3 separate regions of the Mus musculus genome follow, and all the other regions are linked to region 3. Evidence: chromatin loops called from intact Hi-C (ENCODE). Cell type or tissue: left cerebral cortex. All regions are shown on one strand.

Evidence for each region. Hi-C counts contacts between places; a loop is a spot of excess contacts. Peaks named below come from ENCODE experiments on the same cell type or tissue, not always from the same donor. Only the 100,000 strongest peaks of a DNase experiment are listed, where the experiment ranks them.
Region 1: it touches region 3 in a loop (2.2-fold over the local background); 15 of 42 quality-filtered maps call a loop at or near these places.
Region 2: it touches region 3 in a loop (2.4-fold over the local background); 2 of 42 quality-filtered maps call a loop at or near these places.

Annotation. Positions count from the first base shown.
Region 1 is chr17:32,956,123-32,958,622 of GRCm38, forward strand. It overlaps the pseudogene Cyp4f41-ps. Among named protein-coding and RNA genes, the nearest start is that of Zfp472, 8.5 kb to the right of the region's middle. In left cerebral cortex, no CTCF peak of the experiment used is centred here; no DNase peak of the experiment used is centred here.
Region 2 is chr17:32,828,962-32,831,461 of GRCm38, forward strand. Zfp799 (zinc finger protein 799) reads right to left here and starts at 1,300. Exons shown (of 4, transcript NM_177359.5): 1 at 1,128-1,300. The coding sequence starts at 1,130. In left cerebral cortex, no CTCF peak of the experiment used is centred here; a DNase peak (open chromatin) is centred at 1,309; H3K4me3 peaks cover 1,601 bases; H3K27ac peaks cover 732 bases.
Region 3 is chr17:32,889,891-32,892,390 of GRCm38, forward strand. It overlaps Zfp870 (zinc finger protein 870), which reads right to left and starts at 1,713. Exons shown (of 4, transcript NM_207245.2): 1 at 1,551-1,713. The coding sequence starts at 1,553. In left cerebral cortex, a CTCF peak has its summit at 1,418; DNase peaks (open chromatin) are centred at 1,517 and 1,775; H3K4me3 peaks cover 1,793 bases; H3K27ac peaks cover 1,110 bases.

The DNA.
Region 1 (2,500 bases), 66 kb after region 3:
GTTGCAGGGTCCCTCTGTGGTGATGACAACATCTGTGAAACTGTCCACCAGGTTGCAGGCCTTGTGGAAGCATCACCCATCAACACTGAGGTAGTTAGTACAGGAAGTCCACATCCAGGAAGGACTGGTGCTGTTGAAGGAGATGAGCTCCAAGATGGCAGCAATGTATTTGCTGTTAGACCTGCAGGGCAGGCCAGACAGAAAGCAGACTCTTAGGATTAAGAAAACCTAGAAGACCCTCAGCAGAGACCCAGAACTAAGACCCTCCCTCCCCCCCAAAAAAAGTTCCCTACAAGTGTACTTCTCTTTGCCTCTCACTGCTTATGAGCCTTCATGTGCTGGTGTAACAGGTTATAGTAGTAAACTGCCATGTGCTGGTTAAGTTTTCTGAATGATTGGCTCTGGAAGCAATGTGGCTTCTCCATTTTAAACATAAGCATGTTTGTTGTATCACAGTGTCCTCCAAGACCCCTTTGTCTAGGGATGGACTGGGCTCCAGCCTTGTGACAAAGAGGAAGGTGAAAAGGACAACAGCCTAAAAGAAAACTACCATGCCTTTGAGAATTTGTTTGGTGGTTCTAGCAGGGGACTTCCATTATTTATATACCCTTGACTCAAGAGTGGACCTGTATCTATCTGTAAGTATTGACTCAACTGGGTATGTAGCTTTGTGGGGGAAGTAATGGAGAAAGGCAACCCTTGCCTAACCAGCCAGGTTAGCCAAATCAGCACACATTTCACAGCCAGATTGCCCTCACAGCTTACTCTGTGTCCTTGAGAACATCTGGAAGGCAAATCATTCTCAGGACAAACTGGGCACCTTCCCAAACCTTAAGATTCACCAAGCCTGCATACCCGGGGTCCCTGAGGATAGAAGGAGAAAACCAATTCCCATGCCTCTAACTGCCACACATTCATTCCCGCATGTAAGTGCAAGCACACAAGCACACTTGCTTTACCATCTAAACTTTTTTGCTAGCTCCTCTCTTTCTTACCTTTCCTCCTAGAATCTGTAAATACCTGTGATGGAAACTAAAATTGGACGTTCAATCTAAAAGTATGTTTTTCCACCCAGAACCCTCTTTATTGATCAAGTTCTCCAGCTCCCTATTTTTGTGGGGTTTGTCCGGTCCTGTTCCTGCAGAGGGATGGAAATACCTGATCTGATACTCTGCTATTTTTGCTTGCTAAACACTAAATAAATTCACTTATATAGAAACCAAAAACACAGCTATGGTAGATTACTCTCCACAGGGAGCACCCAGAATTCCAAGGCAGATACTGGAACCATTTTTAGCTTTTTCACTCCACATCTGTTCCAGCTGTTCTTCCTTAGCTTTCTGAAATATGCCTCATTTCCCCACCAACCTCGGATCTTCTCCTCTCTAGCTCCTCTTGCATCCGGCATCTACCTGAGTGTCCATCCTCCAGAGTTGGTTGTGCATAATCAGCTGTGACTACTGCAACACTGCCAGTCCAAACACTCTGGCTCCTCTCACTGTCGTTCAATGTCAGTCAAAACCTACCACTTTGAGAGAGGCACCTCTGCTTCCTCTGGCCAGTCTTTCATTCTCCAGCTTTCTCTCTTGGTTCATGGTTCAGGTTCTCAGGCAAAGGTAGTCACTCACTCCTGACAGTTGCTGTGGAAGCTGAAGACACATTTCTGCAGACTGTCCACAGTCGTGAGGTTCATATGTTCAAACAGGGCCAGAGAGAAGCGCTGCTCTCGAAGGTCAGGCACTGCCACTTGTTCTAGCCAGAGAAGAAAACAAGGTTGTGCCTTGGCTCTGAGTCTCTGACCAGCCCTAGATATCAGAACAGATCCCTGACCCAGAACCAGACTCCTGGTCTTCTGTTCAGGTGCCTGACTCCACAGCAGGGAGCAAAAGGTATGCCTATAAGACATAAAGATGTAAGTAAGGAGTCAGGAGCCTTGAGTTCAAGTTTACATCCTGTCAACAGCAGCCAGGTTCGATGTCCCACTCATCCAGAGTTTAGCATTATGTTGACCTGATTGGCTGTCTATCGAATAATTCTTGAATACCTACTCTACTCCTCATATTCTCTTACTGTTGGTGAATTTGGAGAAGTTCCCTGAGACCTCTCGGGCCCTCGGTGTCACGACCCACAAGGTAATAGTTATAAGGGAGACCTACCTCAGGATAGGCTGAAAATTATATCCGACAACTGGCATATTGTTTATGGTATAAAGTAGATGCCGAGTAATTGCTAACCATCATCCTGTTCTCATTAATGTAGTGCTAAGTGACTATATAAATCACCTCAGTTGTTCTTATAGTGCCTTCATTGCTAGCCTCTGCAGATGGAGCTGTCTCGCCATGCTGTGAACTTGAACTGAACTATGGGGCCTTACTTGCTCTGGCCTGATGAGTGTTGTAAGCATTCTGCTACTTCTGAAGCTAAGCTCGGAGAGATGCTGAAAGTTCTGATGCTTCCCTCTCAGAGCCCCAGACTTCTTACCAGAAAACCCTGACTCCCA
Region 2 (2,500 bases), 61 kb before region 3:
GTTCTCATAGGACTAGCGGATGTCACTGAAATGTGAGAGAAGACAGGGTGGGGTGGGGCTGTTCTGGGATACTCTGTGCTTTGGGAACTATCAGCTTTCTGGCCTACATGACTGTTTTGTTAAGCAAAAACTCTGCACTGGTTTATTCTGAATATCAATATCAACAAAGAACAAATAAAGGCACAATTTAATAATCTGTCTCAATAATGACGCCTGACAATATACCAAATCATATATACATGCACATAAAACTCACCAGCCTAACCAGATATAACCCCCTGCCTGAGACTATAGAAACTGCAACAAGCTGGTTGACGGGTCATAGGGTCAATTGTCAAAAGCCAGAAAACTTATCACAGGAAAAGCCCCGTCTCTACCCTAGGACTCCAGCTCTAGGACCTCAGCTCACTTCAAACAGGCCTTCTAACAACAGCCTGTGCTCGGAACGTGCATTGGACATTCTACACCCTCACTGATAAGTCTTACCAGTTCTCTGCCTCCAACTTGAGAACCTCCTATATTTTCAGCCTTTCTAACCATTTAGTAACTTGCACTTTGTATACCATTGTGTTAAATGGTCATGTGTTACCTGCCTATTGATAGTAATACTTAAGATAGGGATAAATGCATCGTGGTTGCCAATGGCCAGCTCTCAAGGATAACCAGGTGTACTCATCAAATCCTAGCCGATAAAGGCTGAGAAATGACTGACTGTTAAGTAAATTGGGACACTGAGCAGACATAAATGCAGCCTACTTTTTTTTTTTTTTTTTTTTTTTTTTTTTTTTTTTTGACAACGTGCATAGAACCCGGGCTCACCTCGCGGTTTTCCTACAAATCCCCTTACAAGAGCCCAAACCCACGGTTCCCCACGACTCTCCGCCTACACCTCCCAGACTGCGGAGACGCAGGCTGCAAGCGCCCAGCTGACCTGAGACCCCGCAGCACTGAGCTCTCAGCAAAGGACAGGACCGCAGCTCTGCCTGCTGGTCCAGCTCCATCCAGAGGGACCCGGGCAGCGCGGCCCAGCAGAGCAGATGAGATGCAGACTCAGCTGCCCTGGAAGGCCGCGTCCCCACTGCCGCCTCCGCTTACAGTAGCCTCCTCCCTACAGCCTGCGCACGCACCATTTCCAGTCACCGGGTGTCCAGGTGACCTCCTGCGATTCCCGCTGTCAGTAGGGGGGACAGAGATACCGAGGAGAGAGACCTGGGGGCCGCAGTCAAAGACACAGGACGACAATATGGCGGGGACACACAATGGCACCCCAAATGTTGTGCTTTCTACGTCACCGAAGACCGAAACTCCTCATTGGGCAGTTCACACAGCTACCAAACGTTCTCCTTGATTGGCCAACAATCCGTGAGCCTGCCTCCTGAATCCTGAGTGACAATAGAAACATCTCCTTCCTCCCTGGAAGACTTCACAGTTGACCCTGGTTCCTACTCTGGAGAGCACCTGGCCCCACCAAGGTTTTTTCTCAGATGCACTACTTTTATCGTTCCTTTTTGGTACATTTATTTATAGCTCATGTTTCAATATCACCACACAAGATATTTTGATGATCCCAGAAGGGCAAAAGTCAAAGGGTTGGGGCTAGGGAGATGGCTCCTTTGAAGTTCTTCTGGAGAACTCGGGTTGGCTTTCCAGAACCTCATCGTGGTTCACAATTGTCTGTAACTCTTAATTCCAGGGGATCTGATGCCTGATGCCCTATTTTTGCCTCCAAGGGCACCATGCATGCAATGGGTGCACAAACCATACCTGCAGGAAAAATATACCTGCACACACACACAAAATAATAAAATGAAAAAAATAAAAATAATCAGCCTCCTTCCTCAAAAGCACAGGTCTTCCAAACCCCCTCATGTATCATCTCATCAAACAAGCAAGCGACAACAAATTTCTGCTTTGTGTTGGCCAGCTGCTCCCACATACGGGGCCTCATTTGGAGTGTGGTTGATGTTCCCTGTGTCACTCCATTAAGGAAAAACAATTTTCGCTCTCCTAGCATCTTGATTAGGAGTGGGACTTTGCTACCACTTCCCCTTCCCTGGGCTGGGATTTTTGTCTAACTTTATTGAACTTATGTAGGTCTTGTACATGTAGCCACTGTCTCTCTGAGTTCTTATGTGCACCAACCCTGCTTATCTGGAAAACACTGTTTTCTTGAAGTCACCCATCTCCTCTGGTCTTACAAACATTACACTGCCTCTTCTACAGAGATCTCTACCTTCATTAGATTTTTTTTTCCTTTTTTGATTCTTCAGCTAAGACAGTAAGAAATATGATGTCATACAGACCCTAAGAAAACACAAATGCCAGCCCAGGCTACTATATCCAGCAAAACTCTCAATTACCATAGATGGAGAGAGCAAGATAGTCCATGACAAAAACAAATTTACACAATATCTTTCCAAAAATCCAGACCTAAAAAGGATAATAGAAGGAAAACTCCAACACAAGAAAGGAAAGTACACCCTAGAAAAAGCAAGACAGT
Region 3 (2,500 bases):
ATCCTTTAACTCTGTGGCACGCCTATGAAAAAGCAAGCATCTCTGGGTGACACGGAGACAAGGTAGAGGGCGGGCAGGGACTGCTCTAGGTCACTCTGCTGTGCAGAATATCACAACCTCTGTGTCAGAGCTAGCCTAGAAGAGTGTCACCTTGGACAACAACCATACTGACCTGATTTGCTACAGAGTAACAGTACCAGGAAAGGGGGACTGTTTACACAAGTCCAGCTTGTTTACACACACACACACACACACACACACACACACACACACACACAAACCACAATCTGCCAGCACACCAAGAGACATTAACTGTGTCAATAAGTAGCAACACTCATACCAGATCATACCAGAAACACCAGACACAGGGGCTTTTGGTCCACAACAGATGGAACCCTCTTACCTGAGACTAAAACCAGAGAGTGGCAGGGTCAGCTGTCAAAAGCCAGCAAAATTGTCAACTCCTGGATCACCATGTCCCTCACCACAGCAGTTTCTTCGTGGCAAAATATTCAGCCCACCTGAAAGTCACCATCCAATAGCCTGTCCTCCCAAGAGGCATTTGGCATCTACGTACCTGCACTGCCAAGCCTTAGCTGGTCCCCTGGAGACTCCCCCCTCACCTACCTCAGCTCTCTACCTGTGTCTTCAGGACAGACGGATTCTGCAGGCTCTTTAACTATTTCCTAGCCATTTGTAACCTGTGTTGTCTCTGGTTGTGTGAAATGTCCCCGTGTGATCTGCTGGTTGATGTTAGGGATTCAAACTGGAATCACTAGGTGTGGAAGTGCACATCTTTCATCCCAGCACTGGAGAGCAGAACTAGGCAGATCTGTGAGTCCAGGACCAGTACCAGCCTCAAGGGTTGTATGTTAGATATCTTGCATATCAGATGTTTACATTACGGTTCATAACGGTAGCAGAATTGCAGTTATAAAGGAGCAACAAAGGTAATTTTATGGATGGGATCACAAAATGAACATTAGGAAGGTTGAGAGTCACTGCACTATGGGCATTTATTCCAGAAAGGATGGGGCCACTCGCTGCTCCAATATGTCTAACCCCCCTCCCCCGCACACACACACCCCGGCACCCCCCACCCCATCTCTCTCTCTCAACACTGAGAATCACAAAGTCCTCTGGGTAGCTGCGCCCTGAGACACTGCATAGGGTGTGTCGAGATTTTCAGGGGAGGACGAAGCAGTTATAGGACTCGTGTCCTAACCTTCATCATCCACGCAGCTCCACCTTCATCCCCCGTAGAAGAGTCCCAATCCAACTCCCAGAGTTGGCTCCTCAGGATCCTCCCGAGACCTTGGTGGAGAAGCCCAGCTGACCCCAGACGCTGCAGCGCTGAGCGCTCAGAGAGGAAGAGACCACCGCTCTGTCTGATGGACCAGCTCCACCCAGCGGAATCGGAGCGGCAAGACCCAGCGGAGCCAGATGAGACTCCGCTGCAGACTCAGCTGTCTTGCAAGACCTGCTCCCATTGCGGTCTCCGTCTGCTGCCGCAGCATCCTGCCCACATCTAAGTCACAGGCCGAACGTACCATTTCCAGCCCCGGAGTGTCCTGGTGTGCTCCTGCGGCTCCTGCTGTCAGTGAAGGCGACTCTGATATCTAGGCCTGGCATCTAGGACATACTTCCAAATAACACAAACATGCCTAATTTGGGGGGCTGGGGAGGGGGTTTAAGGAAACAGACCTCGGTCAGACAAAGCCCCTCATGCAAGAAGCGTACTTCTCATTGGACACTTCAGACACTAAAGTAATAACCTTTACCCTGATAGGCCAGCGAGCCTAACCTTTCTCCGGATAGGCCAGCGAGCCCTTGGCTCAGGTCCTGGAGCGCTAGTGACAGGGCATACAAGTTTTATTAGGCAAATTAGCAAGCAGATTTCACTCTAGACCCCTGCGTTCTAGCCCTGTCTGGGTGACTGTGTGCATGCAAGCGAAGTTTGTTCTCTTGCTTGTAACAATTCACAGTGAGCCGTTCCTAATTCTTCCTCCTAAGAATGGGGTCAGAGCAAGAGAATTCCAGACTCTGGTCACGGAGACAACTCTTAAGAGCTGCTTTGAGTAGGATTAGGAGGAAGGGCCTTATTAAAGGAAACCTCTCAGCCCGCTCTCATCTTCCCACATCCCACCGCTATACCGCCAGTCTGTACAAGACTTTGCGAACTATTCCACCAATAAAATTCACAAAAATAACCAGGTGGTGGTGGCGCATGCCTTTAATCCCAGCACTTGGGAGGCAGAGGCAGAGGCAGGCAGATTTCTGAGTTCGACGCCAGCCTGGTCTACAGAGTGAGTTCCAGGACAGCCAGGGCTATACAGAGAAACCCTGTCTCGAACAAACAAACAAATTGACAAAAATAGGCAACCTGACTTGTCTCTCACCCTGCAGTTTCAAAAAAAAAAAAACAAAACAAAACAAAAACAAAAACAAAAAGCAAAAAACCAAACAAAACAAAAACAAAAAATGTTTACCCAGAAAACCA